Regions from separate parts of the Homo sapiens genome. Here all the other regions are linked to region 1. Evidence: read pairs that join two places in POLR2A ChIA-PET (ENCODE). Cell type or tissue: MCF 10A. All regions are shown on one strand. Links, peaks and the distances in the headings refer to the core of each region. The heading gives the core; the rest is flanking DNA.

Region 1 (10,838 bases), core at 4,124-6,623:
AGGCATTTGTTACTGGGGTTTAGCTAACTCAGCAACATCATCAAAGACTCATGCCTTTTCCATCTTCCTACTCTGCCCTCCTTAAGCTGTTGATTTTTCAACCTCACACTGCTCCCCTCCTGGCTGCACCTTGGCTGCATTAGTTTCAGGAATCATGACTGCCTTCAAGGCAGGAAGAAGGGAGAAGAGCAGTAACAAAAGTCTGCTTTTTTCATGACGGCAAAAGTATTTCCAGGAGTCCCCTGCAAAAAAAAAAAAAAAAAAAAAAACATGTATCACTGGCTACAAATGCATCATATGGCCACCCTAGCTGTAAAAAATTCTGGAACTTGAGTATTTCACTCCTTAGATTCTATAATTATACAAAGCAAGGAAAAAGGGCCAGGGAATGGCTACAATGAAGGCTACAAATTCTGCCTTGTCTTACAGGAAACTTTACTTGCTATGGTTAAGACACTCAGAGCGTCTCTCTGTCTTAGCTGAATAACCAGTGTATTAGTCAACTGTTACCTCAGCCATACTGCGCAACAAACCACCCCAAATCTCAGTGGCGTTTAATGATAAGCATTGATGATCACACTCACAGAGTTGCTGATTGGCCAGGGTGCCTCTGTTCCATATGTCTCACATTCTTCTAGAATAGAAGAATGGTGTGGCAGAAACCAAGAGGAGTGAGCAGAAAGGGATAGCACTTCTTTGGGTGTAGGGTCAGAACAGTACATCCTCACTCTTTCCCATACGTCACTGGCCAAAGCAAGCCACATGGGACAAAGCACACTTTCTAGAGGAAGGAACTGGAGAGTTCTTGGGCAAGGACATGGGTATGGGGAAGAGTGAGGAATGGGAACATTCCCACACCCGGCTGAGTAATCTAGTACATTACCTACATGACAGTGGTGGTGGTGCTAGAATGTTAATGTGTTTCCCTCCAGGTAGCAAATGTCCCTGTAACAGGCAAGGGCCTACTTGAGGCAATGCCAAATCAGAGAACTGACCCTAGGGCTGTAATTTTAGACTTATCTTTTTGGAAAGGTAGAGCATATGGTCCCTTGAATTACCTTTTATAGGTGGCTCTTTCCTTTTATTTATTGAATGTATCCAACAATAAAGGGACTCTAAGACTCGGCTTCTCACCATATATCAATTTGGCATTTTCAGGAGCAGGCAATTCCTATTCTCAGTCTTCTTATGTGTCTGAGAGTTTTTATGTCCTAAGTAGGGACTGAATTCTGCCTTCCCCAGCAGTGGTGTCTGGAGATGCGACCTTCATATCACAAGGAGTATTTTCCCAGCCAAACTACATTTGCTATAATTACTATCCTATATAACTTAATTAAACCAAATATTGTGACAATAAGAATAGAATGGGGATGGAAACAATTCCTCATGATATGTGTAATGCTCAGATTGTTCCTTGACGCCATTACATTAGGCAGAGCTTCCTTGACAGGAGGACTGCATTGGTGTTAATTTAATTACATTCTAATGCAAGCTCACAGAAATTACAATACAGATGAGCTGCATTAAAGGACATCTGTGTGTCTTAAAAAGTGTCTATGACCTTTCCTTTGAAAATGAGACTCATTTATTTAGTAAACATTTCCAGTAGTTTCTCATCTCTCTGGAGGCCACCTTGATGGGAAGAAGCCTAGATGAATTCATTTGAGAAGTCAATGAATCTTCTTTTCTGAGAAAAATGTATAATATCACACTTTTGTGTATTTATTTAGTGGGGTTTTTTTAAACCCTTGTCATCTGCCAGACTTTATTGCAAGCACTTCACAAATAAGAACAAATAAAATAGGAATGATAATAGGACCTACCTCATACATTTATAAAAGATTAAATATAATCTTTATTATATTATCTTATTATATAAGATTAAATGTAATCTTTATTATAAATGTATGAGGTAGGCCCTATTATCATTTCCATTTTATAGATGGAAAATCTGAATCATGGTGAGATTAAACAACTTTTTCAAGGTTAGGTAGCTTTAAAAAGGTATGAATTCCCATGTGACTGACTAATGGGGAAAGGAGATTAGGTGCTTGGCAGATGATACAATTTTCTTCATGAAACACCTAAAGTCTGAATAAATTATTTTGGGGGAACTGACTAGCCTCCTCATTGTCAAAAGTCTTGATTTAACACACAAGAAATTTTTCCTGCCCAGCATCCATTCCCTCTTCTCCTAGCTATAGCAGCCTGATTTTCCCTTGGAAGAACAAATCACTCTCCCTTTTCTAATTCATGGGGGTTGAGTGGTCAGATCCAACCCTCCATCTCCAAAGCTGGGAAATTCACCAGGCCTGGGAATTAGTTGAGGAATGAGCATAAGATCTATGCCCAGACCAGGGAGTATCAGCCCAGGACATTGGCTGGGGCTTCTCAGAAAGAAGTACTCTTTTTGGTAGAGTTGTTAAGAATAGGACATAGGTTGGGGTAGCTGGTGGCCATCTTTTTACTATGGTGAAACCCTGATTGGATTTAAAGCAACACAGGGACATTGATGCTGAGAGATTAAGAAAAATAAATTTGTGATGACATTATTTGATCCTCTGGATTTAGCCATGCCTGAGCTTCTCACTACAGAACATGTAGATGTTTTATTTATTTGAATTGATAGAGTACTTTCATTGTCAAAGCCAGTTTGAATCAAGTTTCTGTCATTTGTAAACAAGAGCCCAGTCTGAAAGTGTGCTAGAACAATTTCCAGGCCCATCCTACTGCCCTGGGAACCTCTGTTCTTTCTGCCCAACAGATCTTGGAGAGTTAGGCTGATTTCCTTTCTCTGAAGCTTCTGCCAACATCCTCCATTCTTTCATAGAAACTTCTCCCCTTTCCTTCTTACCTTCTTCACTTCCTTATTGACACCACTGACAAGAACACAAGGGCCTCTCATTTAAAGGCTTCAGATTAAACATGGAGAAAAAAATGGGTCACATAGAAAATTAGCACAAAAAATTTATGAAAGTGAAACAAATCTCACACATTCTTATAATCATTGTGTATGAGCTAGTGTTGTGATGTTCAATATGGTAGCCATAAGCTACAGGTGTCAACTAGGCATATAAAAGGTGGCTACTGCGATTTTTTTTTTTTTTTTTTTTGAGACAGAGTCTCACTCTGTCACTAGGCTGGAGTGCAGTGGCACGATCTTGGCTCACTGCAACCTCTACCTCCTGGGTTCAAGCGATTCCCCTGTCTCAGCCTCCTGACTAGATGGGACGACTGTTGCGCTCCACCACGCCAGACTAATTTTTTTGTGTGTGTATTTTACCAGCGACAAGGTTTCACCATGTTGGCCAGGATGGTCTCAACCTCCTGACCTCGTGATCCACCCATCTCGACCTCCCAAAGTGCTGGGATCACAGGTGTGAGCCACCGTGCCCGGCTGCCTACTGTGATTAAAGAACTGAATTTCTAATTTTATTTAATTGTAATTAAAAATTAAAATAAAAAACTGATTCAGTTATTGAAAACTTTTTAATGTATGCTTAGAACAACTTGAGTATGTGAATCTTACTTGCCAATGATAAATTTTATGAAATGTAACTACAGATTAATTATTTCTGATAAATTTTACTATCTAAATTGAGATATGGTTTAAGTACATTACACATCGGATTTCAAGAATAGATTTGAAAAAGCAAAATATTTAGTTAATTTTTATATTGTTTACACATTGAAATGATGTTTTTGCTATATCAAGTTAAATAAGATAGATTCTTACAAATAATTTCATATGTTTCCTTCAACTTCTTTGAACATGGTTCATGCTATATTTCCATTGGATATTGCTGGTCTGTAGTTTCTGTCTAACCCATGATTTGAAGTACTCTGGAGGGTGTTTACCACACCGAAGATCATGTGTGGTCTTTTATTCTGAAAGCATTGAGAGTTTGAGCTTTTATTCTGGAAACACATTGAAGAAATGTGTCAGTAAATTTATATTAGTCTTCCTTATAAAAGTCTAAACAATCTAACTAAATAGTTTTTATTATTTTTCATGTCATTAACTGATGTTTGAAAATTTTTTTTTCTTGTCTTGACCTATGTGATGCTTTTCTAGTTCAAGTGTACAAAACCTGAGTTTCTGAAAAATAAAGAAATGAAAAAATGTCATTGTATTCAGTGCAAAATATAAGACGTTATGGATTGTTTCCAGAAATCTTTCTATATTGCATTTTTGTTGCTATTTTGTCCATGTTTTTTACTCACACATGTCTGATATTTTTATTGAAATAATCTGGCAACTCTGGAAAGAACTCCATTTTGCTTCATTTCCCCCACTTTCCAGGAGCCATGACTCTTCCTTCCAGTAGGCTCCTTCTTCCCATTCAGAAACCTAGAGATACAGTTTCAGCAGAATGGTAAATGAGGGTGAATGTCTACCCATGTACCCAAGCCTCAGTGGACCTGCCAACTGGAGGGGTCCAGTGCCAGTGGGCCCCATGCTGTGTGAGATAACATATTCAGTTTCCAAGGATTAGAATGTGGATGTCTTTGGGGAGAAGGCCATTACACTGCCTACCACAATAATTAACAGCAGGAAGACATCCTACATCTGTAAACTGAAGGCTCTTGTTAACCCCTCCTCCATCTAGCATGCTCTTTTCCTGAGAAGACAATTTTTATTCAAGTTCAAATTCACAGCAGTGAGGATTTCTCTTCTGATTATGCATAGCCAAGCAGAAAATTTGCTGTGCATTTTTACAATAGAAGACAATGATAAATTTACATATTCATTAGATGGTTTTCATCAGGATAGCCAGGCAAATCTCAGATTAAACTCATGACAGAGCATTCTTCTAGATTTCCTTAATGAAGGGACAGGCATCATTTACTCTGATTGTTGCTTTGCTATAACAAATCATTTTGGCTGTGATGACAGATTAACACTGTTCTATGAGATAGAGTTTATTGCACTGGTTACAGTGCTTCCACTGAAAATAGGTCAATTTCTTGTGAACCAGGGCTGAACTTGGTAGGTATCTAGAAACTGGATCTTGGAACTAATTATTAGAAAGTGCTAATGTTTGCTCACCTATGATGAATAAACCTTCCTTGCCAAGTAGATTAATTTCTCTTTAAGGAAAGAGCTAATGAAACTTAGAAACTCCCAAAGATATCATGAGTAGACATTTGATTAAGCAAGCAAGTTAAAGCAAGAACTTGGCACATAACCATGAAAATAGTTCTTGTCAAGTCTCTTCACATTTCATAGAGCAATTGCATTCCTCCAGCAACCAAGGGGATGGCACACTAAATGTTCAAGGACTGAAATTATGCAATCAACCATCAGAAATGATCAAGCTGCCCTTCCAGTTAGTCAGAAGTAACTGGTTTTTCCCATCATCCTCCAAGCATTTGTATGGTTTTGTCTGTTTAATTCCTGAAGGACTATATTAACAGGTTGAATTTGTTGCAAAATTAAGATGCAAGAAAGGGACATTTTTCTGATTTCATAGCTCAAGTCAAATGCTGCTCACCCAGGTTAGCAGAAAGTCTAATAGTTGTTGTTATTGTTATTATTATTATCATTATTGGTTTCTTCCTCTTTTTTGAATTAATGAAAACCAAGACAAATGGGGATGTGGCTTCTGGGCTGCCGAGTTATATATTGCCTATCACAAATTGGACCAGTAAATTGTTGGCAGTTATGTTGTCAGCACCTGCCCTCTCTAGGAGGTCTGGTTGGGTGCAATGAACTTAACAGATGCCCCCAAGGATGCAGTGCTTTGTGTTTTAAACTGATTCCCATACCGTCTCTTCTTGAAAGGTGCTTCCATAGGAGTGGAGTCCTCTATCCTGCCAGTCTTGAGAAATCCAACCCTGTCAATGGCCTAGCTTCTCTACCTGTGAGGGGGAAGGTGAAAATTACCTTTTCAACCTTTCCATTGGCATTTATTGAACATTGTCTTAGTTTAGGTTTCCTTAAAAGCAGACTCGGAGACAAGAATTCAAGTGTAAGTGGTTTACTTGGGAGGTGATCCCAGGAAACACTAACAGGGAAGTGTAGAAGTGAGACAGGAAGGAAAGGCAGACACAGGAGGCCATTATCAAGTAAGTCACCACTGTGGGCAGCTGGGGCTCAAGCCCACTGGGGAACTCTGGGAAACAGTGTAGAACACTCAGAGTTAACCTACTGAGAAGTGAAGCCAGCTGGACTTCCCGGGTCAAGTGGGAACTTGGAGAACTTTTCTGTCTTACAAGAGGATTGTAAAATGCACCAATCAGCACTCTGTAGCTAGGATTGTAAAATGCACCAGTCAGTGCTCTGTAGCTAGCAAAGGGATTATAAAATGCACCAATCTGCACTCTGTAAAAATGCACCAATCAGCAGGATTCTAAAAGTAGCCAATCATGGGGAGGATTGAAGAAAGGGCACTCTGATAGGACAGAAATGGAACACAGGAGGGGCAAATAAGGGAATAAAAGCTGGCCACCCCACCCAGCAGTGGCAACCTGCTTGGGTCCCCTTCCACGCTGTGTGGAAGCTTTGTCCTTTCGCTCTTCACAATAAACCTTGCTACTGCTCACTCTTTGGGTCCGTGTCATCTTTAAGAGCTGTAACACTCACTGCGAAGGTCCGCAGCTCCATTCTTGAAGTCAGCGAGACCATGAACCCACTGGAAGGAACCAAGTCTTGACACCCATGGAGGGGTGAGGGAGCTGGGTTACTTCCACCAGCTCCTGAATTGAGTGCTGCCAGCAATTAATATTCCAGACTATCCAGTCTACTATGCCCAAGGCCAGAAAGGCTTCCTGCTGCTTGGGAAAAAGCCCTCTGGCAAAGAGATACAGATCCTGGCAGTTGGAAGTGGAATAAGCTCATGCTGTAGTGGTGAGGCCCAAGGGGCAGTAGTACAAAAAGTTTCTTATCCAGCCTATGATTAAGGCACTGAAATAGGTGCTGTAGAAAAGCTTTATCTACTTCATTCAGTACATTAGGGAGAAGCAGCTATGTTTTGCTGGCTACGTGCTCAGAATCGTGCCAAATGATATAAGTGAAACAGAAGAAATAGGAGGCATGGTCCCTCCCTGATTTGGAGGAACTTATTCTCTAAGTAAGGAAGACAACCCTGGTGCTACCATGCACCAGTGGGTAAATGGACAAAATAAAATGTTGATTTAGGCATTAGGGGACAATTGGAATTCTGGGAAAGGCTTCATGGGGAAAGTAGGAAATGAAGGATATTGTTTTCAGAAAAGAGCCAACGCCTATATAATTTGAGGGACAATGAGAGGAAGCCTGGAGGCAAATTTAGCCCAGTATGTTGGTAGACAGTGAGCAAGCCCATGAGAATGGAGTTGATGGAACATGTTCAAGAGGACTGGGAATCTAACAAGCAGTGTTGGCTTGTTATTGCCCTACAGATGTCAGTCATTACCCTGAGTGCATAATTCCTCCTGAAAAAGTCCACTCATGCCCACAGTACCGTCAAAGAAGTGGTTGTGTCATGGCAGATGACTCTGTTTCCACTGTTGAATCTGATTTGGATGGGGCAGGGACTTGACCTTGGATGGGCTCATCAGAGTCTGTTTTTTTATTTTATTTTGTTTTTGTCTGGCATTTGGACCTACAGAATTAAGGGACTGGATAAGCTGGTTCTCTATAGAGCCAGGGCAAGAGCTTCTTTGCCTTAGGAAGCCACAGTCATGTGCAAACACATTACATTAGAGTAAAACATCATAGGCAATATGGGACTACAGCAAAAAAAGACGAGTACAAGTGCTAAGAGAAACAGAGGAGAGACACCATGTGGCCCTAGCAAGTAAAGGTGACTTGCGAATCCCCCCAAGCCCGTCCAGTACTTCTAGCAATGTAGAGTCCTCTGTAAACTTTCCACTCAAGCTAATTTGAGTGGAAATCGAGGATCCTTCTCTAAGATGACATGGCAGTCATTAATTTTTCTATTGCCTACTAATTTTTCTATTGCTCTGTTTTTTTGTCCTATGGGTTGATGTCATAGCTGTTGATCTTCATAAGCAAACCTTGAGAATTGTGTGCAAGTGGTTTACTAAGGAAGGCTCCACAGAGACAGTAAAGGAATGGGGGAAGTAGGACAGGGAATGGAAGGAAGTGAAGCTGGCGGTGAATTCAGACCACGTCTGTGGAGCCTGCAGGGGGCGCTGCAGTGGAATCTTGCCTCAGGTGCGCTTTTCTCTTTACCTGGGCAAGGGAACTAGGCATTTACACCCTTGCTTATTGTCCTGGGGATGTAGAGGTAAATTAGACAAGATCCTTACCCTCAATTCATTTACAGCCTAGTTGGGAGAGACAAGCTTGCAAGCACAGGAAACTAGAAACAAGGCTTCTGGGTGGAGGAGGATAAGAAACACTCTACCCAAAGGATGTTCTCTGCAAAGGGTGAATGATTTAACATCTATGTGCCTCTCCCCCACCAAACATGTTAGAATCACTCAGCAACACAAGCATGGCTCATTTCCTCCCAGGTACTATTTTCTTATCTCTTCCAGAAAACAGAGCTTCCTGAAAAACAACTATTGAAGGAATATGGTAAGAACCTGGCAGGAGCCCAGTTTATACTCCGTAGCTTTGACCTAAGAAAGAGAAGAGTAAATATTAAACCCAAGGTCGGTAAGACTTTTGTGTATTTTTTCTTTTTCCTTTAAAGGTATGTTTGCTCTTTTAAGAACTGGGAACTTATTGTTTAAAGTATTTTTGGTGCAAGGGTCAGGCTGCCAGGAAAGCAGTGGGCATCTGCTTGTGGTTCTTGGGGTTTTACCCAGTGTCTGCAACCTCTATTTAGTGCAGGAAGAGAGTGTGGTCCAGCATCTACCTGCCTATCAGGAGTCTTAAGGGCCCAAACTGGTAGAACACTGAGAGCTTTTTCTTTATTATGGGAAATGATATGCCATATGATATCATTTCATTATATAACCTGCTAGTAAGTTACTATATTAAGAGCTCACAATTAGTAAACTTTGGTATTTCTACATTTGAAATAGCACAATACTGGAGCTTATTGAGAACAGTAATTCAGGATTCTGTGAAAGTCAGCGTCCACTAAATATTTCACAACACTGCAAAACTTGCACCGCTGCTGCACACAGGCAAACAGTATGAATTCCCACAGGGCTTGGCCAAGACACTGTGTCATCAGTGCATCCATAGTGTTATCTACAGTTTTTAATTGCCGCTATTCTTGCTGCTTAATCATCAGTCATTGTTGGTCCCAACTCTTCTTACTCTACTTTCTTTTATATTTGATTTTCCTTTGTAGAAAAATGTCTTGTGAGTTTGGGACTCCCCAGAAGTAGAGATGTGGATGTGAGTGCAAGTGATTTGCTTCGGGAGTGATCCCAGGAAACAATGGACAGGAGTGAGGAAATAAGACAGGAAAGGAGGAAAATTACTAAAGGAGTGTGCTAATGTGCAGAATTGCTGCTGTGGGTAACTGGGGCTCAGGCCCTTTGGGACTCTAGGGAGACTTTGCAGGACATTCCTCAATGTTGTCCTACCCAAGAGGTGAGAAGTTGGGATATTTATCCAGCATTTCCTGTCTGATGTCTGTTGAGGGCTGCTTCCTGAGGCATCAACTCACAGATTCTTCCAGTCTGCCCTGCACGCTGAAACACGCTCCTGCAGCCAGAGAAAATCCTCAGGGAGAGCACCAGTACTTGCTGAGAGGCTGTCAGTGAGAAAAAGAATCAGAAGAGACTGTTAATGGAATTGGGTGTACATGGGACCTCTGACAGCATCTGCTTTGGATGCATACTTCCATAAACAGCAGTTAGGGCCCACAGTCTTCTAATCACTTGACTTTGAAACACACGTGTTGCATTTCAATGTGTTATATAAGATCAAATTGCTGATCAAATTGCTAAGTATTCAGTGAAAACTATACGTAAGGATGTGATCTTAAAATTGAAACCTGGATAATGGGAAGAACCCAGCCATGTGAACAGCGAGGGGAGAGTGGTCTTAAAGTCTTTCCTGTTGCCCATTTATTTTTTATTTTATTTATTTTTATTCTTTTAGATACAGTCTCGCTGTTGTACCCATGCTGGAGTGCAGAGGCATGATCATAGCTCATACAGCCTCGAACTCCTGCATTTTGCCTATTTAAATTCTGAGCCTAGAACAAGGAAATTTAAATCCTGGATTGCTTGAAGACTGATTCTTGGCAATCACATTCTCATTCAGAATAAAATTGTTTTTAGCCATCTCCTTCAAAATAAACTTTCAAATTTTCCATTTGATATCATTATAATGTTCACGTTCTCTTGTCTAGTCAGTTTCTCTATGCCCACTATTCGTGAAATTTCCCCATCTCATTTCCCCAAACACTGCTTTGACAGTTTCTTTTTTCCACGCTAGGTTTCTCTAAGCCCCCTCGGATTTGCATAGAAACTATAGTTCCTTAGATAAAAATAAAACCTTATTTAAGACCCAGAAAATCTCAATCCCCTATGCCAACAGCAAAGAGGGCAATTTGGATACCTGAGCCTGGACTTGCTCAAATCTTTCTAGTTACAAACTTGCCCCCACTGCTTCCAGCATCTCAGGCAAAAGGTAATTCCATATCTCTTAGACACCAGTGTTGAAATTTTTTAGACTCTTAATGTTCTCTGAGTAATTACATGGCATGAAAAAAAATCAGATGAGTTTTTGAAGAGATGACTTCTCCCCAAGGCCCTGAGTCACAGATTTTTTTTCTTTCTATAGAGTCACTGTCAAAATTGTGAGTCATCCATTTCTTCTTGCCAGTGCAGCACACTCCCAGGGGACACGTGGCTTCACTCCTGAACAAGTTCAGTAAGCAGTGCTGGAGAGAATACTGAAAACGTTAAAGAATTATGAATAC
Region 2 (9,963 bases), core at 1,911-4,410, 99 kb after region 1:
AATGAAAAGGAAGTGTAGATAATTGTAATTATATTTTAGATATGAAATGTATTATACTCTACATTTTAGATATTAAATTTAGATTTTAAAATGTATTATAGTAATCAATAGTGCATTTTTTAAACTTAAGATCCAGTTTTAGAAATCACTGGGTAGTTTTCCACATATTACATTAAATAATAATTTTTAATAGCCAGTAGAAAATGGCATTGCAATGGTTAATACAGTGTACTTAGCTTTATGCTTAAGTAATACACACATGCTCCAATTTAACAAAGAGATAAATTTGGCAGTAATTTTTCTCACTAAAGAAGCTTGTCCTCAACTAAAAGAACCAATGGAGAATTTCAGAATTGAACACCCTCAAGTATTACCTCAAATTCAACTCCCTAATTTCACAGTACTTCTAGAGAAGTAACAAAGGCAGGGAAAGAATCTAGATTTTTCTAACTGCAATTTTTAAAGATTGAAGGAAAGTAAATTCACATGCAACATTTAATAAAATCAAATGTAGAGTCAACATTTCTCAGGAACATTAAGTAAAACTAAATAAATATTAGTATTAATTGGAAAAAATATTGAGTTCAGTCTTTCATAATGAAGTACTCTTCATTATGAGGGAGAAAACTCTGTTCCTTTAAGAATTTGTTCCATCAAAAATGCCTGTAAAATTGTCAGAGGAGCAGACAGAAATGTAACATCCGTATTAATCAACTGTCCTTTTGAATACTTGTTTTTAAATATGCTCCACTGTGTGATTTTAAAAAGAGAGGAATATATCCCACTTTCACTTTCAGTTGTCTTAATTTCCCTTTAGATCATCCTTCCTTTGGCCAAAACTTTGTTTTCTACTGATACTTGCATACAATTGCCTATGCTAATAGATTAAATTTCCTCAGCCTTTAAGGTACCTGATGGTAAATTTTAATTAAAAATAACTTCTTTTAAAGAATAGATTTTGAAAGGAAAGATAGAAAAGATTAAAAGATAGGAAAAGAGGAAAGGGGAATTGAGGCATTAAGAAACATCATGAAATTGAAGGCCAGGCCCGGTGTCAGGAGCCTGTAGTCCCACCACTTCGGGATGCCAAAGCTGGAGAATCACTTGATTCCAGGAGTTTGAGACCAGCCTGGGAAACATAGTGAGATCCTGGTCTCTATAAAAAATAAAAAAATAAGCCGGGCATGGTGGCTCATGCTTGTAGTCCCAGCTACTCCGGAGGCTGAGGTGGGAAGATCACTGGAGTCCTCACTGCACTCTATCCTGGGAGACAGAGGGAGGCTGTCATTGAAAAAAAAAAAAAAGAATTCAAAAAAAAGAAAGCAATACAGAACAGTTGGGCTCAGAGAAGATTATAGCAAACTTCACCTACTCTACAGATTTGGATCTCCAGGTGCCTGGCTAGTGAGAGACCATGAGGGCATGAATTGGGATTGTGGCTTTTCATGTCCTTCCACATAAAAGCAAGTGTGATTTCAATTGTAGATTGATTTGTGGCTCAAGACTAAAAGGATCACAGAAATTCTTTTTATCAAGTTCAAGAACTTTGGGTTCTTATCATAGAACAGATTTATGTAAAAGTTTTTAGATCTGAACTAAGTGTGGTAGAGAACAGTGCTTTAAGATATAAAGTAGTTTGCTGACATATATTTTATTGATGGATGAGTTTTTTCTGAATATAAATCAGATCTTATTTTTGACTGCCAAAAATCACGTTTAACTCTTCACCCTAAAGAGCTCCCAAAATATACTTCCAATTATTTAAGATGCATTTTAAACCAGTAGCAATGAAGACTTGAGTCAATTTTAAACTACTGCAGTTAACTCTTGCAGCTAAATCACCCATTTAATATCTCTTACTTTTCAGATCATCAAATCCCATAAGACTTACTATAAATCTTTTCACTTCCACCCCAAAATGACTTGGGCAGATACATTGTGAATTAAATGATGCTATAACTTGATTTATGTACATCTGGACTTTCAACCCAATGGCTTCCCAGAACTCAATCAATCTTTATGAAGTCCTGGTAACGTACTCCAAAAGAACTGCAATGCAGTGACTTATAAATGAAGCCTGGATTTTTGCCAATGTTACTAAATAAGGAGCTGTACGACCTGGCCCATGCTTTATAGCTGCTGAAGGAGGAGCAATTCCACTCTGGGCTCAGCAGCTCCCTGGGCTATGTTTCCTGCCCTCTCAAGTCAACTACCATGCCCTGAAATGACTTTTAATTTTTTTCACTGTGCCACTGCTGAGAAAAGTAGAAAAGAGTTTCAATGCTTAGACTCCTTGAATATTTCTTTTATAGAGTTAGTTGAAGCTTCTACAGCTTGCTTGTATTTTCACCCTATTAATTTATTCAGATAGGAGCCTCCTTATGCCTAATATAATGTAATTCAGTAAGTCTGATCATTGTATTATCATTCCCAATATTAGGGGACTCTCCATCCTTATAAAGGATTAAACTTTCCTTCCCCATTGACATCAGGCTTGCTTTGGCCAATGAAATGTGGTCAGAAATGTCAGAAGCCAGTTCTGAGCAAAAGCTCTAAGAACCACTCTGTGGTTTCACATCATTTTCTTCTCACAGCCAGGGGCCTGGTAGGTCCCAGGTAGGGGCTGCTCATTCAGCCCGCATGGGCTTGAGATAAAGAGCCTAAGTCAATCTGTGATTGACATGTAAAATGAGAAAGAAAGAAAACTGTTTCTTGTTGTAAGCTACTAAGATTTGGAGGTAGGGGGTGTCTGGTTACTGTAGCATAACACAGCACAAGCTGACTGATACAATAAGCATCCTATATAGAAACTGTAAGAACTGCTTGAACAGGAGTAAACCAAGAAAGCTCAGCAAAGCTTTAGCTAAAGAGAGCAATATCTTATTTTCTTAAGATTTGAGACTTCTACACTTCTGTCCTATCATGCTTACGTATCCTTGGGAAAATATTGGAGACTGGGCAAGCTGCTTTCAGGAATGCTATATTGCCTATACTTGCAATCATCTAGTAATTTCCTTTTTCTTGCCAAAGTGAAGATAGGTCTGGAATCTTAAAGTCTGAAGACCACTCTCTTTCCCCTTCTTCCTTGAGGTCAGCATTAAACTGGCCACTATAGACTTCTCAGATGAGAACTTGTATCTGGGAAGAGTCTTGCAAGAGCAGGCTGACTCTATTCTGAAGCCTACAGAGATGGGTGGGCATGAAATTCCAGATAGCACTGTGGTCAAGTGCAGAGAAATATCTGTGGTATACCAGCCTACCACAGTCTCTGTGTAGACCAGTCTAGATGGCACTTATATTCAAGGGGAATGTAATTTTTGGCAAGTCAGGAATTATCCGAAGAAAAATGGAATGTAACTCAAGGAAGACCATCAGGCCACAAATCATTAATACCTTGGTTTTAAATTCAGTTGCATCTTTAATAGCTTGTTATATAAACTTTAATGTCTATTTTTACCTCTAAAAATGATGATGCAATGATTGTGTGAGTTTTTCAGACTATCTGAGTTTTAATTCCAGCTAGCTTACTTGTTGTATATCCTTGGGAAGCAACTTAACTTTTTTCTATTTCAGTCTCTTTTGCTGGAAAAGGGGGACAATAATAATACCTACCTCATATGGCCATTACAAGATTAAATAATTTAATAAGTATAAAGTGCTGGAAAAGTGCCTTGAATATTCAAACTTAAATTGGCAGTATTAATGATCTTGCCTATCTTAAAAAGTTGCTTAGACTATCAGGTGCATAGAAAGAACTTTACAAACTTTATGAAGCATTATTTTCATATATATATATATATATATATATATATATATATATATATATATATATATATATATATATTTAGAGACAGAGTCTCAGTATGCCACCCAGTCTGGAGTGCAGTGGTGCAGTCATAGCTCACTGCAGCCTCGAACTCTTGGGCTCAAGCAATCCTCTTGCCTTAGCCTGCCAAGTAGCTGGGACTACAGTTGCACACCACCATGCCCAGCTATGTATTTATTTAAAAAAAATTTTTTTAGAGGTGGAGTCTTGCCGTGTTACCCAGACTTGTCTCAGATTCTGACTTCAAGCAATCCTCTTGCCTCAGCCTCCAGAGTTGCTGGGATTAGAGGTGTGAGCCACCATGCCCAGCTGAGGCATCATTTTTGTTGCTCCTTATTTCTCACTATACTGTACAATGCAACTTATTTTTCTTTGTTTGCAACTCTTCAAGGGGTAGCAATAATTGAAGATACTCAATTAATTAGTTTGAAGAGGCCAGTATCTTCTTGTGTGACCACTGGAATCAGAAACAATTTATCTCCACAAATCTGTCTGAAAATGCATGTCCAATATGGTAAAATATTCTCCATTTTGTTGATCATTTGTGTCAAATTTTAATCCCAAGGTGACTTCCTTTTCACAGCTGGACATCTTTCTAAACCATGAAGACTGATTTGACTAAACTAACACTAGGATGATAAATCCCATCACAGATAAAAAAGAAAAAAATCCATTCTGCATGCCTAAAGCAATACTTTAAAGAGACTTTGCTATTTATTAACTGTTCATATTGCTGCTTTTTTGTTTAGCATAGCTAATGCTCCTTTTGAAAACTATTTTGAATTTTATGGAAGTTTATTGCAAATTATCTTTTTATTTTATAAACTGTATTGGTCCGTTCTCATGCTGCTATGAAGACATACCTGAGACTGGGTAATTCATAAAGAAAAGAGGTTTAATTGACTCACAGTTCCACATGGATAGGGAGGCCTCAGGAAACTTACAATCATGGCGGAAGGGGAAGCAAACATGTTCTCCCTCACATGGTGGCAGGAGAGAGAAATGTAGAGTGAAAGGGGAAAATGCCTCTTATAAAACCACCAGATCTTGTGAGAACTCACTCACTATCACCAGAACAGCATGAGGGTATTGCCCCCATGATCTAATCACTTCCCATGTGGTCTCTCCCCCAACATGTGGGGATTACAACTAGGATTACAGTTCAAAATGAGATTTGATGGGGACACAGAGCCAGATCATATAACAAACTTCAAGAACTATTCCCAAATATTTCTCATTTCTTTTCCAAAAGATAACTGTGGAATAATTCTACCAAATGTTACAGAAATCAATGTATTCTGAGGAGTTTCTGGACATCCTCTATTTTTAAAGACCCCTGTTCCAGTGGGTATCTGTATCTCCTCTGCATTTGGATGTCTTTTCGGATCAGCTGAGCAATATCAGAGATCTATTGAATCCTTTCAACCTTCATATAAAAATGGCACGTTGGCCATAGCTTTGGCCTAGAACACAAAAATTGAGCACTTCAGTTCAACAAGACAATGATAAGTGGTGGAGCTCAGACAAGAGAGACAAAGAAATGACACTGCCATCTTTTGGAGAATTCAGAAGTTAGGGGTATGTTTTTGTCTTGTGCTCTTTCTGGCAAATATTTTCCCCTTATGCGTCATCTTGTCTTTTGCTAGGCATTACACATAGCAACAGCACCACCTATTGCCTATTCTGTTGGTTTGCTGTCACGAGGATTTTCCTAACGACTCATATACAGATACAGAGGATGCAGCTCACAGTTTCACTTTAATCGCCCTACCTTTGTTATCTTAATGAGCATCTTTATTGTACAGCAGTTTTATGGTTAGCTCAAAAGCTCACCACTATTAAAAAGATATTTTAAAATAAACCATTTCTTAGCTCCTAAACTCTCTCTTCTTCAAAATAACAAATTGTGTCAGTAGAGGGTGAATAAGTGATTCATCTTAGGAGGGATCTAAAGTTAACTTTAATAACACAAGCTAACTAACTAACCTAATTCTGTTTTATTTCCTTAGCCTCAAGTATTGTTTCTGCTTTCAGGAATAGACATGCTAGAGTTATGAGTTGATGTCAACTTCTTTTTTTAAACGCAACTACTCTTTTTTAAGTACAACTACAAGTTGTACTTGGTATTTGTGTACAATAGAATCTTGGGAGAACTTTATGAATATGTTATTTATTTAAAGATCCTTATTGGAGAAAGCATGGAAATTCTATTTTATTCCTACTTTTGCAGAATTGTGAAATAGACTGGATGAAATATGAGTCAAGATTGCTTTGAAGTTGGGTGTAATGATCTTCAGACCCAGAATGACTTCTAAAGAAATAATTAAAGTGAGCACTAATAGTCTTACCTACAGCTTCCTGATGTTGGGCCACATAAAAGCAATGACTCACACACAATAAGGGATGTGAAATGTTTGAAAAACAAGGGAAGGGAAGATGGAATTAGTACAGAGACTATCAAATCACAGCACAGGAAGTGCAGGCTCAAAGCAGAGCCTAGGACAGGGATCCCTCTGTGTGTGTGATGTACCGAGAAAGCACTCTTCAGGGTAAACCCTCAAGGGGATTAAAAGGGATGAGAAAGGATTGCAAGGATGTGGTCTTAGGTAAGGTCTAGCCTCAGGCAGATCCCATAGGGAGAGCTCTAAAACATAAGCCGTATCACAGATTTATGTCCCTATATCACTCAGTCACTGGCTGTTTGTCCATGGTTACACAGAGGGAAGACAAAACTTTCCTGGCAAGACACCCCTTCTGCACTGAAAGTAGTCCTCTGGGGAAAGAGTGGCTGGAAGCCATTTGGCATCTAACCTTCACAGCAACTGGGTGATGGGCATATGGAATGCCTAGGAACTGAAGGTAGACTTCAGACAAGAGTGCGAGTGGAAAGAACCCAGGCTGTTGCTGATGAGCTACACGAAGGCATTAAAAGCAAAAGACAAGGAAAGGACTGATGGGAGACACAACTGCTTTTTATTCTTAGCTAACACGTGGACAAAGCAGGGGTTAGGGGGACTGACCCCCTGTACAGTCTAAAATCTGTGTATAACTTTAGACTCCCTCAAAACTTAACTAGTAATAGCCTACTGTTGATTAGAAGCCTTACTAATAACATAAACTGTTGATTAACACATATTTTGTATGTTATGTGTATTATCTACTGTAGCCTTATAATAAAGTAAGCTAGAGAAAGGAAAATGTTATTAAGAAAATCCTACAGAAGATAAAATATATTTACTTTCCATCAGGTGGTACTGGGTCATTATAAAGGTCTTCAGTCTCATCATCTTCACATTGAATAGGCTGAAGAGGAGGAGGAAGATGAGAAATAGGTCTTGCTCTCTCAGGGGTGGCAGAGGAGGAAGAGATGAAGGAGATGAAAGGGGAAACAGGAGAGGCAGGCACACTCAGTGTAACTTTCATTGAAAACTTGTATATAAGTGGGCCTGCACAGTTCAAATCCATGCTGTTCAAGAGTCAGCTGTGTATTATCAGTCAATTACGTTTAAAATAAAACTTTGAAGCTAGACATATAATTCATTGCAAGCTTATTTCTAATTTAACCAGACTAGTTAGAGTTATAACCCCTCACCCCAGAGATTAATTAGAATTTTTTCCTGCCAGAGGATCATGAGCAGGTGCCTCAACCATTTATTTTGTAGATAGCTCTGAACCAAATTTAATCCTAGGCTAGGAAGAAAGACAACATAGAAGAATGACCCTTGTGTCTAGAATCACATAACTTACTTCAGCCTTGGCTAGCTCAATTTAAAATGGATGTAAGAAACTGTATTAATCAGTGTCCCAACATAAACCAAAGGGAATTCTCACAATAGGATAATTCCAAGAAGTTTAACAAAGGGGCTGTTTACAAAAGTTTGGGTATAGGGGAACCACAATAGAGGGTAAAGTTGGTTGCAGCCACAATGATGAAGGAAACGAGTGGTTCCCAGAACACAGAAGGAGAGACTCCTGTAGAGTTTGCTGCCTTGCAAGGAATGGTGACTTTTAGCAGAGGGACAGAGCTAGCCCAGGATAATCTGTATCTTCCCTCCCTCCAATTTTTTGGGGCTCCCTATTGGCCCAGAGCAAACAAACAAAGTCAGAGGACACAGCAGTTCCACAAATGTAGCCAGCATAGGTCTGACTTCCGGGGAGGAGAGCAGGATGAGAAAGGAAGAGAGAGGATCTTTATCTTAAGGGGCAAATGGAAGATGTCAGGCACAATTACTGAGGTGTCACAAGGTCCAAACTTCAATCATGGGCATCAAAGCATTTTGTAATCCACAGATGGCTATTGATACATGGGATAGTGGTTACTTGGTTGTTGTTTATTTGTATTCTTGCCAAGCCCCTTCTGACTTAGGAAGCAGTTTTTTAATAGATAGGAGATTCTGTGGAATTAAAAAGAATAAGAATTTGTCATCAACACTTGAGAGAGTTGGCTTGGACATCTTTAGAACTTTCCTCAATAATGAGCCATGTTTTTCCAACTTTTTCAGTATCTATTGATTCTTTGTTTTCAAAACTGAGCAAATTAGTGTAGAAAACAGGCCTTTATCTCCAGAGTTTAGGAGATTACATTTTTAAATTTTATATTTATAATCTATTTGCAATCATAATGTCCATAGAGATTTCATCTTAGTTTCATGTTTAAATGCATTTGAGATTTACTCTCATTTTATTCAACATTTCTTTTCCTGAGTTCTTCATTTTTTTTCAACTCCAAATTGACTGGACTTGATCCTCAGGAATTTCTTTTTTTCCAAAATGAATTCTTAGGCATGACAGGTTGTATACTTGAAAGGTTTGTTTTATTTTTACGTTTGAAGGGAAATTTAGGGGGTATAAAATTCTTGGGTCACAGTTTTTTCTTCTCAGTAGTTTATAAATATTACTCTAATCTTCTGGTACTTATTATTTCTGGAGGGAGACAGAAGCTAACTTTTTCCCCATGTATGTCACTTACTTTTTCTGTCTATGATTCCCATATGATTTTTTATCCTCAAACCTCTGTAATTTCAGCAGGATATATGTTGGTGTCTGTATTATTTCATTTTCATGCTGCTAATAAAGACATGCCTGAGACTGGATAATTTATAAAGGAATGAGGTTTAATGGACTCACAGTTCCACATGGCTGGGGAGGACTCACAATCACAGAGGAAGGCAAAGGAGAAGAAAAGGCACATCTTACATGGTGGCAGCAACAGAGCTTGTGCAGGGGAACTCCATTTGTAAAATCATCAGATCTTGTAAAACTTACGCACTACCGTGAGAACAGTATGGGGGACCTGCCCCTGTGATTCAATTATCTTCACCTGCCCCACACTTGACATGTGGGGATTTTTACAATTCAAGGTGAGATTTGGGTTGGGACATAGCTAAACCATATCAGTGCCCATTAGAGGCAGACTGATGCCCCCTCTCCCCAAAGATAGCCACATCTTAATCCCTAAAACTTCTGCATATGTAACCTTACATGGAAAAGCGACTTAGTAGATACAATTAAGGATTTTGAAATAGTGAGATTGTCTTAGATTAATCTAGGATGTGTAATCACAGTGTCCTTACAAAAACAAACAAACAAACAAACAAACAAACACCAGAAGGGGACATGAGGATGAGAGCAGGGTTAAGGAGAAATTTGAAGATGCTACACTGCTGGCTTTGAAGATGAAGGGGCCCGAGGCAAACAATACAGGTAGCCCCTAGAGGCCAGAAAAGGCAAGGAAATTATTCGCCCCTGGAGCCTCCAGAAGAAGCCCTGCTGCCTCCTTGATTTTAGCCCAGTGAAAGCCATTTTGGGTGTCCAACATCCAGAACTACAAGATAATTAACTTGTATTGTTTTAAACTGTTAAGTTTGTAATAATTTATCACAGCAGCAATAGGAAACCAACAGAGTCCACCAAAACATAGCTCCCTATAGTTCCCTTTGTATGTCTTCTCTGTCAATTCCTTTATAATTGTTTTCATTGCTCTTTTCCATTTTGTTTTGTGTGATTTTTTTCAAGCCTGTCCATCATGATTTTGATTACACTTTCCACAGTGATGTTTCAATACCTGTTATTACTAGTGGGCCCTTTATCTCAGGAATGCTTTTATATTTTCATTCTGTTTTTTTCCTTAGGCTCTG
Region 3 (10,838 bases), core at 6,416-8,915, 91 kb after region 1:
CTAGTCCTGCAAGCTGCATTCATGGTAAGTGCTCTTTACTGGCATACCATTTCTTATCTTTTATACCATATTTTTACTGTACCTTTTCAAAGTTTATTTATGTTTAGATACCTCTGTGTTACAATTGCCTGCAATGTTGAGTATAGTAACATGCTGTACCGGCTTACAGCCCAAGAGCGATAGACTACACCATATAGCCTAGGCGTGTAGTAGGCTATACCATCTAGGTTTGTGTAGTACACTCTATGATGTTTGCACACAATGATAAAATCACTAAACAATACATTTCTCTGAGTGTATCCCCCTCTTTAAGTGACATGTGACTTTGGTTGTATAAATAAGGATATCTATTTTATAATTAATATTTTGAATTGTGTTTTCTGATAGTATCTCACGTAATCAACACAGCAACCCATTAGTCAGTTCAGGCAAGCTTTACTAAGTAACTATATAGACTTGTGAGTTTACATGACTTGACCTGAGTTCAGAGCCAGTCTGTGGTGGACTCATTTTACTTGTACCAAAGCCCCTGTTCTCTCTACCAAGACAGTACTACATTTGGCCTCATCTGTGTGCACTTCTGGGAGAGCTTAGCCATTATCAGGGATGATGGAGGTAGAGAAAGAAACTCAAAGAACATATCATGGAACAATTTCCAGCCTTGAAAAATGGCCATAGAAAGAACTCGGTTTACAAACAATTCTTTCCAGTAAATGGACCTGATCTCTGTTCAATGGAAGTCATAAAAAAAACTCAACAATTTAAGAACATGGACTTCAAATCCTATATCAAACTTCACCCAGGCAATGTTAAGCCTTCATTTTATTTTACATAAAATAAAAACTGTTTAATAATTTTAGCAATGTTATTGATTATGAAAAATGTTATTCTGTTACATTTTATGGGTATATTATATTATTGTTCATCAAATATGTATTCACCACTCCCCTCCGTGACTTCTATAGACAGCATGCACTTCTTTGCCCCACTGATGCTGGGCCCAGTCACGTGACTTTCTTTGGCCCATGGAACATAACCCAAAGTGACAATGTGCCAACTCCAAGCCTACACTGTAAAAGTCAACATGTTTGCCTATGTCCTTCTTGTGCTCCAGCCATCCATCACAAAGAGAAGATCATGCCTCACATAGCTGCCAGTTCAAGAAGGAAGAGGGACCTGTGGACGAGGCATTGGGCCCAACCTGCAGCTTGGAGCCCAGACTAGCCACATTTAGTTTAGGTCAGCTGAATCTCAGCAATGCACAGTGAAATCATTGGTAATAAGGCTGGAAAGATAGTGTCTAGAAAACTAAGAATACCAGATTAAGTTATTCACAGTTACTCTATTTTAGGTGAGTGAGAGTTATTACAAGTCTTTGAGCATAAATTTTGCCAAGATTATTCTGGCAACAATGTGTAGGGCATAGGGCCAAGACTTCAAATGGAGTTTACTTCTATAGCTCCCAGAGAAGAAATAAACCATGCCTTTAGTTTGATGCTAGGACTTTGAGAATGCATGAGGCAATATGAAGAATAAATGGGCTTTGGGAAGAACTCATGCTTGGAAATTTACAGCATAATGGCTTAATACCCAACAGAAATAATGAACCTGAATCTCTGAGAATATGTTTGTCACCTAGTTCAGGAGTCTCCCATAAGAACAATCACATAGTAAATATTCTGCAATTGTTTTCTGTTGTCTTTACTTTGGTATCTCTTGATAAGAACCTTCAGGTTAGGCTTTCAGGTCATTGTTGTGTTTTTATATTTGAATGATCTTCATAAGAATTAACTGCCATTAAGCATCAAATGAATTATTGACTTACCTTGTTCAAGACTGAAAGCAAATCTGATAAATGTGCTACTGAATTGTTATGAATTGTTTTTAATTTATCTCAGAACATACTGTACTTATTTGTAGGATTTCATGGTGTGGCTTACTAATATTGAATTCTTCATTATGAAAAGCTAGCTAATCAATGTAAATATACTATGGCTTGAGTGTGTCTCTCAAGATTCATGTGTTGGAAACTTAATCCCCCATGGCAACAGAGTTTGGAGGTGGGGCCTAACAAGAGGTGATTTGGTCATGAGGGCTCTGCTGTTATAAATGGATTAATGTCATTATTGTGGGAGTAAATTAGTTACAAAAGTAAGTTTGGCCACCTCTCTCTCTTGCTTTCATGCTCTTTTGCCCTTCTACCTTCTGCCAAGGAATGATGTAGCATGAAGGCCTTCACAAGATGCTGGCACCATGCTCTTGGACTTCCCAGCCTCCAGAACCATGAGCAAAATAAACAATTTTTTCTAAACTACTCAGTCTCAAGTATTCTGTCATAACAACACAAAACAAACTAAGATAAGATACTTCATGGTCATCAGTGCCAAGAACAAACCAAATGATCAGACTAATATAATTCAATGATTGAGAAACTAGGGCAGTAGTTTTCAATTCTAGCCACACATTACAATCACTTGGTGATGTTTTTAAAATCTCCATGTCAGGGCTTTACCCTAGAACCAAAATCTATTATTTTTAAATAGCTTGCTGGGTGATTTTATTATGCAGCCATGGTTGAGATTGGGCATATATGTCCTATACAGTTTTTAAAAGCCAAATAATCTGGATAGTTTACCTATACGAAATACCCCCTGTGAAGACCATCATTCCCCATAGCCTAGTTTTTATAATCAGGCAAAAAAATAAATTGTATATATATAATTCTATATGTAATTCAATTACATAATTGAATTATACCTATATAGATATCTGTTATATCTGTATGCAGATATAATTATATTGTCTATATTATTATCTGCAATTATATTATCTATATAATTATATTATAGATAATATAATTATCTATATAATTATATTATAGATAATATAATTATCTATATACATAGATATAACAGATATCTATGTATATAGATAGATATATTTATATCTACATATATATAATACATGTATAATGAGATTAACCCAACACAAAAAATGGAACAAATGTGGGAGGTGGACAAAACCACAATTATTGGGTGGAAATTGTGCTCTGAGTGCTTCAAGGTAACTGGTTTTCAAAACGAGTAATTTTTTTTTAAGAAAAATAATTTTATAGATGTCAACACAGCTGGCTGGATTATTGGGATTTTTAAACGATCCTCTTTAAAGGCAATTTGGAGACCTGTCCTGTATATAACAGCACTGTAGCAATAAATGTGACATTTTATAATGATAAAAAAATGCCAGGGCCAGGTTCAGTGGCTCACGCCTGTAATCCCAGCCCTTTGGGAGGCTGAGGCAGGCAGATCACTTGAGCTCAGGAGTTCAAGATTAGCTTGGGCAACATGGTGAAACCTTGTCTCTACAAAAGAGAAAAATACAAAAATTAGCAGGCCATGGTGGTGCACACCTGTAATGCCATCTACCTGTGGGGCTGAGGCAGGAAGATAGCTTGAACCTGGGAGGACGAGACTGTAGTGAGCCGAGATCACGCCATTGCACTCCAGGCTGGGTAACAATGTGAGACCCTGTCTCAAAATAATAATAATAATAATAATAATAATAAAAGCCAGAATATAATTGATCTACTTTCTTTTTTATTTTTCTTATTGTGTTCAAATATACAGAATATAAAATTTACTGTCTTAGCCATTTTTCAAGTGCATGATTCAGGGGCATTAAGTACATTCACATTGTTGTGTAACCATCACCACTGTCGATCCACAGAACTCTTTTTCTTCGGACAAAACTGAAATCCTGTACCCATCAAACAACAATGCCCTACTTCCCCCTTCCCCAGTCTCTAGCAACTACTATTCTACTTTCTGTTTCTATGAATTTGACAACTCTGTGTACCCCACGTAAGTGAAATTATATGGAAGTATTTGTCTTTTTGTGACTGGCTTATTTTATGTAACATAAAGTCTTCAGCTGGGTGCGGTGGCTCACATCTGTAATCCCAGCACTTTGAGAGTCTGAGGCAGGCAGATCACGAGGTCAGGAGATCAAGACCATCCTGGCTAACATGGTGAAACCCCATCCCCATCTCTACTAAAAATTTCAAAAAAAAAAAAAAAAGTTAGCTGGGTGTGGTGGTGCACACCTATAGTCCCAGCTACTCAGGAGGCTGAGGCAGGAGAATCACTTGAAACTGGGAGGCCGAGGGTTGCAATGAGCCGAGATTGCACCACTGCACTCCAGCCTGGGCGACAGACCGAGACTCCGTCTCAAAAAAAAAGAAAAAAAAAAGTCTTCAAGATTTATCCATGTTGCAGCATGTGTAAGAATTTCCTTCTTTAAGGCTGAATAATATTTCATTGAATGAATACACTATATTTTGTTTATACATTCGTTCATCAATGGACACTTTAATTTCTTCTGCCTTTTGGCTATTGTGAGTAATGTTGCTATCAACTTTGGTGTACAATATATATTTGAGACTCTGCTTTCAATTCTTCTTGATATATACCCAGAAGTGGAACTGCTGAATCACATACTCTACTTTTTAATTTTTGTGGAACCGCCATGCTCTTTTCCATAGTGGCTGCACCCATTTTATGTACACAAGAGTTCCAATTTCTCCCATTCTCAGCAAAACTTATTTTCTGCTGCTGTTTAAAAATAGAAACTACTCTAATGGGTATGAGGTAATATCTCATTGTGGCTTTTATTGAGCATCTTTTCATGTTATATTGTCCATTTGTATATCTTCTTTGAAGACATATCTATTTAAATCCTTTGACCATTTTTTAATCAGGTTTTTTATTTTTGTTGTTGTTGAGTTGTAGGAGTTCTTTATATATTTTGGATATTAACTCCTTGTTAGACATATGATTTGCAAATCATTTCTCCTATAATGTGGGCTGCCTTTTCACTATGTTGCTTGTGTCCTTTGATAAAAAGAAGTTTTTAATTTTGAAAAAAATTCTTTTTTTCCCTGTGTTTTTGATGTCATACCCAAAGAAACGAGTGAGAAATAGTTCAATTACTTTTAGCAAATTCTGTCTTATAAGTCAAATAAGATGATTTACAATGCAAAACAATTAGATTGCCTGGCTTGATTTTCTCATTCAAAACACAGAATATTAAAAATAAACAAAATTAAAGCTGGCAAACTCTGGGACTTTATTGAAACTTTAACTTTTGAAAAAGCATTACATTTTATTTGTTTAGTTAATTACTTTACCTGAGATTTCCAATTCATGTTTGGTTCATGGATGCTTTCAAACGCAAATAAAATGAGAACTCTTTTGAAGTCTACACCTATGTGTTACGTGTCTTTGTTTTGCCAAACCACCTGGCAGAGTTAATAGCAAAGCGTAGCTACTCAATATACCCTTAAAATCATATTAACCCAGGTGGGACTATTTGATAGTATTTACACCATATATTCATTTTATAGTTGAACAAATTGATATCTTGGGAGGCAAAATAATCTAAGTGATTAATACTGAGTACAAAATAGATACCTTGCTTGTACACAGAACAAAAATGCTTGGGTTTAGACGTTTAGATAGCCTGTCTGAACTAACAGGACAATGGATACCTGTGGGATGCAGGTATACATATCATGTTGTACTTTAATTGTGAGCAGGTAGTGCAAGAGGGACATGAAGATAAATGTCGGGTCCCCAAGAAAATTTATTCTGAGGGTTTATTCTTAGTCCTACAAGTGCTCCTGAAAACTCTCATCTTTTCCCTTGGGGGTTCCCACAAGTCATGCATCTCCCAGGTATTAGCAAAGTATAGTGACAGATGATGAGAAACCATGTGTGTAAATTGCCATCTTGGCCGACCAGGAGTCTTACTTTTTTTTTTTCCCCCTGAGACGGAGTCTTGCTCTGTTGCCCACACTGGAGTGAGTGCAGTTGTGCAATCTCGGCTCACTGCAACCTCCCCCTCTCAGGTTCAAGCAATTCTCCTGCCTCAGCCTCCCGAGTAGTTGGGATTACAGGTTCACACCACCATGCCCAGCTAATTTTTGTATTTTTAGTAGAGACAGGGTTTCACCATGTTGATAAGGATGGTCTCGAATTCCTGACCTCATGATCTGCCCATCTCGGCCTCCCAAAGTGCTGGGATTATAGGCGTGAGCCACCGCACCTGGCCGGCATCTCACTTTTAAACTCATTTTGTTTTATAACATTTACAGTAGTTTAGGACTTAAGGGGCCTTACAAGGCATTAGTTTTGCATGTCCTTCTTTTCAGACGGAGAAAAAGAGGCCAAAGGAGGCAATGACTTGATAGAAATAAACGGCCAGTAAGTGGTGTGGTCCAGATCCTAAAGGGACTCCCAGATCCAAACGCTTTTAATGTTATCCCTCTGTATTCATGGGGGATTGGCTCCAGGATCCCCAGTGGTGCCAAAATCTAAGGATACTTTAGTTCTTTATGTAAAATGGCATAGTATTTGCATTTAATCTATGCACATCCTCCTGTATACTTTAAGTAATCTCCTCCTGTATACTTTAAGCTAATACAGTGTAAATGCTATGTAAGTAGTTGTTATACTGTATTTTTAAAATTTGTATTATTTTTTGTATTGTTCTTTTTAAATTTTTTTGAATATTTTTTCATACATGGTTGGTTGAATTAACGAATGTGGAACCCATAGATAGAGAGAGCCAACTGTATATTGTTAGAAATGTCACCAGAGGCAAAAACAAAAAAGGAATTATAGATATGCATTCCAGGAACTGACTTTCTCTTTGTCTTCTAGAAGCTTGCTCACCCTCAGCCTTCCACAAAGCCAGAAAGTCTTTGGCTTCTTTTTTTTTTTTTAATACTTTAAATTTTAGGGTACATGTGCACAACATGTAGGTTTGTTATATATGTATACATGTGCCATGTTGGTGTGCTGCACCCATTAACTCGTCATTTACATTAGTTATATCTCCTAATGCTATCCCTCCCCCCTCCCCCCACCCCACAACAGGCCCTGGTGTGTGATGTTCCCCTTCCTGTGTCCATGTGTTCTCATTGTTCAGTTCCCATCTATGAGTGAGAACATGCGGTGTTTGGTTTTCTGTCCTTGCATAGTTTGCTGAGAATGATGGTTTCCAGCTTCATCCATGTCCTTCCAAAGGACGTGAACTCATCATTTTCTATGGCTGCATAGTATTCCATGGTGTATATGTGCCACAGTCAGAAAATCTTTGGCTTCTAACACTCTGACTCCCCCAAACCTACTGATAAAGCCATGAGGATCCTGAACATGGGGACTTCCTTACTGCAGCCTCAGGGCCCCTTTAGCTGAACCCACCAGAAATGCAATGGCTGGACTCTTTCCCAATTTTCTCCACTCTCAGCTACCTTTGATGAAAGGGGCTTCATTCTGTAAAGATTAGCATAGCTTGATACTGGAGGTATTCCTGTTGCTGTATTTACAAAAAATTGTATTGGCAAGATTGACAATTTTCTAAAATGCTCAAATTTATCTGACCTTACAAATAACATCCACTGGAAAATTATCAGACATCTGTGAGAGTCATTTTGGGTTGAATTAAATTTTTGATGTGCTGTGAAATTGGGTTAGTGCATTAGAATTACATTTTAATCGTTATGAATGCAGTCATGAAATGTTGTTCTTCCATGCAAATTGGCAACACTCCCAGACTTGAGGAAGCTTTGAAGAAATGAATTTCAAAATTCCTGATTAACAAATATGTACAAGAAGTCAGAAAGGACAAATCAAGAATTTTCTAATAATGTACACAATAAATTCTAGATTTATCTTACTATTATGATCTTAAATGGGTTATTTGCACTGAAAAAGGCAACATTATTCAATGCTTTGAGTAGAAGGCAGGAAATTTATAAAAGGAGAAGCTGATCTTTCTTCTTAGAGTTTGTGGTTCCAGTGAAGTCATTGTACTTAGTCAACAGTTTTCTGGATTGCTTAACAGAGTAAAAATAGGACAATGTGGAGACTCAGATTTCCACTGTATGTTATAAAGAACTTCTTAACAACACACTTCCTTATGAGGGAAAAAAATTCCATCTCATGCAGTATGGCTAAGCAGAAGTTGAACAACTATCTTTCAGGGATATTATAGAAGAGGGGTTTCCAATCTTTTGGCTTCCCTGGGCCACATTGGAAAAATAAGAATTGTCTCAGGCCACACATAAAATGCATTAACACTAATGCTAGCACATAAAATACACTAATACTAATGCTAGCTGATGAGCAAAAATTGCAAAAAAAAAAATTCGTAATGTTTTAAGAAAGTTTATGAATTTATGTTGGACCACATTCAAAGTCATCCTGGGCTGCAGGCAGCCCACAGACCGTGGGTTGGACAAGTGTCTTATAGAAAATATTGGATGAGAAGTGTACTAAATGACTCCCAAGACCCTTATGAATTTTAAGAGTGGGCTGGCGTAGTCCAAAAAATAGAGCCAATAGGTACCTGGGTTCCCTGGTTGAATCACTGATAAGTAATAAGTCTTAGAAATGAATTTTCACCTAACTGAATTTATAAGTTAGCAGTACTAAACTTACCTTTCTGGAACCCAAATAGAAGCTAAGGGAAAGACAGCTTTGGATGCAAAAGTAACTCAAGTGGAGCTGGAGGAACCTGGCAGGTTACACAAACTGAAACGCCTTGCAGGGCCAGCAGGTCCTCCGAAGCCAGGTATAAGACAGGAGTGTAGTGGAATTTGAGGGTCAGCTTCAGAAGATGTTCAAATGTGAAGCAATTTTGATTTCCTTTCTTATCAAATCATTGCCATCAACCCTAATCCTTTACATTAGGAACACATAGGAGATACACAAGAAAACCCTGGGGCAAATGGCCAAGACCACACAAGAAATCTTTGTTGGGGTCCAACCATGGCCCATCCCCAGTGAATGTTAGCACAGTAGAGTGTAGAGTTTTCTTCAGTATCTAAGAGCTTACACAAGGCAAAAGTGAATGTTCACCTTGGTATACCTCAATTTCATCACATCCTACATTCACATTGTGTCTCTTTTCCACCCTCCTCTTCCTTACCCCTACCCCTTAGTTCTTCCGGGGGATACCTGACTTCACCAGTGCCTCACATGCAGGACCTATGCTTCTGCCTCCTCTGAATCAAAATTTACCTAAATTATTCCTCATCCCTCTAGACCCTGTACATATGTTGTGGAGTGAATTAATGGCAAGATTTAAAGACAAACAGAAACATACTCTGGGTGCCTCTTTCATGATATTTGCATGGTAGTCAAGTTTTCTTAGAACTGAAAAACCATTTCATTAAATACCGGTTCCATAATTGTAAATTCCATGCAGGTAATCAGCAATTAAGGGCAATTTTTTTTCTTTTACTTTTTTTTGGAGGGGGGAATGGAATCTCACTGTTGCCCAGGCTGGAGTGCAGTGGCACGATCTTGGCTTACTGCAAACTCTGCCTCCTGGGTTCACACCATTCTCCTGCCTCAGCCTCCTGAGTAGCTGGGACTACAGGTGCCCACCACCACACCTGGCTAATTTTTTGTACTTTTAGTAGAGACGGGGTTTCACCGTGTTGGCCAGGATGGTTTCGATCCCCTGACCTCATGATCCACCCACCTCAGCCTCCCAAAGTGCTGGGATTACAGGCGTGAGCCACCGCGCCCGGCCAGGGCAATTGTTTATAAGGTATTCTTCCGTTGTGCATCCCCCATCCCACCAGGTAGGTCAGCCTCTCTACTTCTGTGCATAAACCTGGAAATGATGCAATGGAGATGATTTTAAAATCCCTTACTAAAATTTGTACTCATTCAACAACACTTAACCAGTTTCTTCTGTGGAGGAGCTATTGTACTCTTCAGCAAGTGGCATGACTGATCTATGGATAACATTATTATACTAAAGCAATTTTTTTTTCCTAAAATTTTATGCATTTATGGCCTCGGAGGCTAAGCCTATTATTTTTCCTTTATTGAGTATGATTTTGCTACATTTTGTAAGGAATTCATGTAAGTGTTATCTAACATTTAGACTGAAATGATTTTTCAGTTTGTTTGTAAGAAATACTTTTAAAAAGTTAAGAAGTCAGAAGTCTACAAGGCAATGGAGATGAAATATATAAACAAGGACTTGGTTTTAAGAGTTGTAATCACAACTGCTAAAATTAAATCAACTTACCAGAAGCTTCTGAAAACAAAAATATATGCAAATACCATAAAATATATGCATTTATACCACAAAAACCCAAACACAGGAACCTATGGTAGCCATTTTTTCTGTCAAAAACCAAGGCAAAACTGATTTGCTTCCACTGAACCAAAGCTGTGAAATAGAATAGGGATGATCAAAGCATGCATTTTCTCAAACTTTCTCTTCTACCAAACCTTTCAACCGAACTGTTAGAGAAGATTAAAACTGAAGTTTCATCCTCTTTTGCCCTTTGTCTAATCAGTACTTGGGAGAGAAAATAACATAGGTAGGATTCCTTGGTTTGCTGGGTAATTGAGACTCAGCTAAAAACAAAAACTTTTGCAGTATTTATAGACGATGACAACTCCAATTTTGAAAACTAGAAGGCAGTGATTAAAATAATTTGTTTTTCTCCTCTCATCTCAAGAATGCGTTTTACTTGTATTAAGGAGGAAAATGGAGGTCAATGTCCAATATGCTCACCTTAAAAAGTACCTCTTGGTCAGGTGGGTGCAGTGTTCTGGGAAGTCTTCACAAGCCTCCTCCACCTCAGAGAGCTCCTTGCTCTTTAGAAGAGAGGACCACTGTCCTTGGGCAGGAAAGACCCTTCTCCTACAGCTGGACAATGGACAGGAAGCAGCTTGGAGCTGACTTTCTCTGCGCCACCTGCCAAAGGCTCCTCAGTAGCATTGCTAGAATCCAGCGCCCAGATTCGGCGC

The links. Peaks named below come from ENCODE experiments on the same cell type or tissue, not always from the same donor. Only the 100,000 strongest peaks of a DNase experiment are listed, where the experiment ranks them.
Region 2: POLR2A ChIA-PET joins it to region 1 with 13 read pairs; 2 of 35 experiments call an interaction of 5 or more read pairs at or near these places.
Region 3: POLR2A ChIA-PET joins it to region 1 with 11 read pairs; 5 of 35 experiments call an interaction of 5 or more read pairs at or near these places.

The regions. Positions count from the first base shown.
Region 1 is chr20:10,074,563-10,085,400 of GRCh38, reverse strand. All of the region lies in intron 3 of SNAP25-AS1 (SNAP25 antisense RNA 1), which reads left to right. Among named protein-coding and RNA genes, the nearest start is that of ANKEF1, 45 kb to the right of the region's middle. RefSeq lists an enhancer at 9,836-10,838. In MCF 10A, for the core only: no CTCF peak of the experiment used is centred there; a DNase peak (open chromatin) is centred at 5,250.
Region 2 is chr20:9,974,101-9,984,063 of GRCh38, reverse strand. No RefSeq gene overlaps it. Among named protein-coding and RNA genes, the nearest start is that of PARAL1, 7.3 kb to the left of the region's middle. RefSeq lists an enhancer at 5,444-6,643. In MCF 10A, for the core only: no CTCF peak of the experiment used is centred there; no DNase peak of the experiment used is centred there.
Region 3 is chr20:9,986,284-9,997,121 of GRCh38, reverse strand. It overlaps PARAL1 (PPARG activating RBM14 associated lncRNA 1), which reads right to left and starts at 10,789. Exons shown (of 2, transcript NR_109861.1): 1 at 10,603-10,789. In MCF 10A, for the core only: no CTCF peak of the experiment used is centred there; DNase peaks (open chromatin) are centred at 7,621 and 7,871.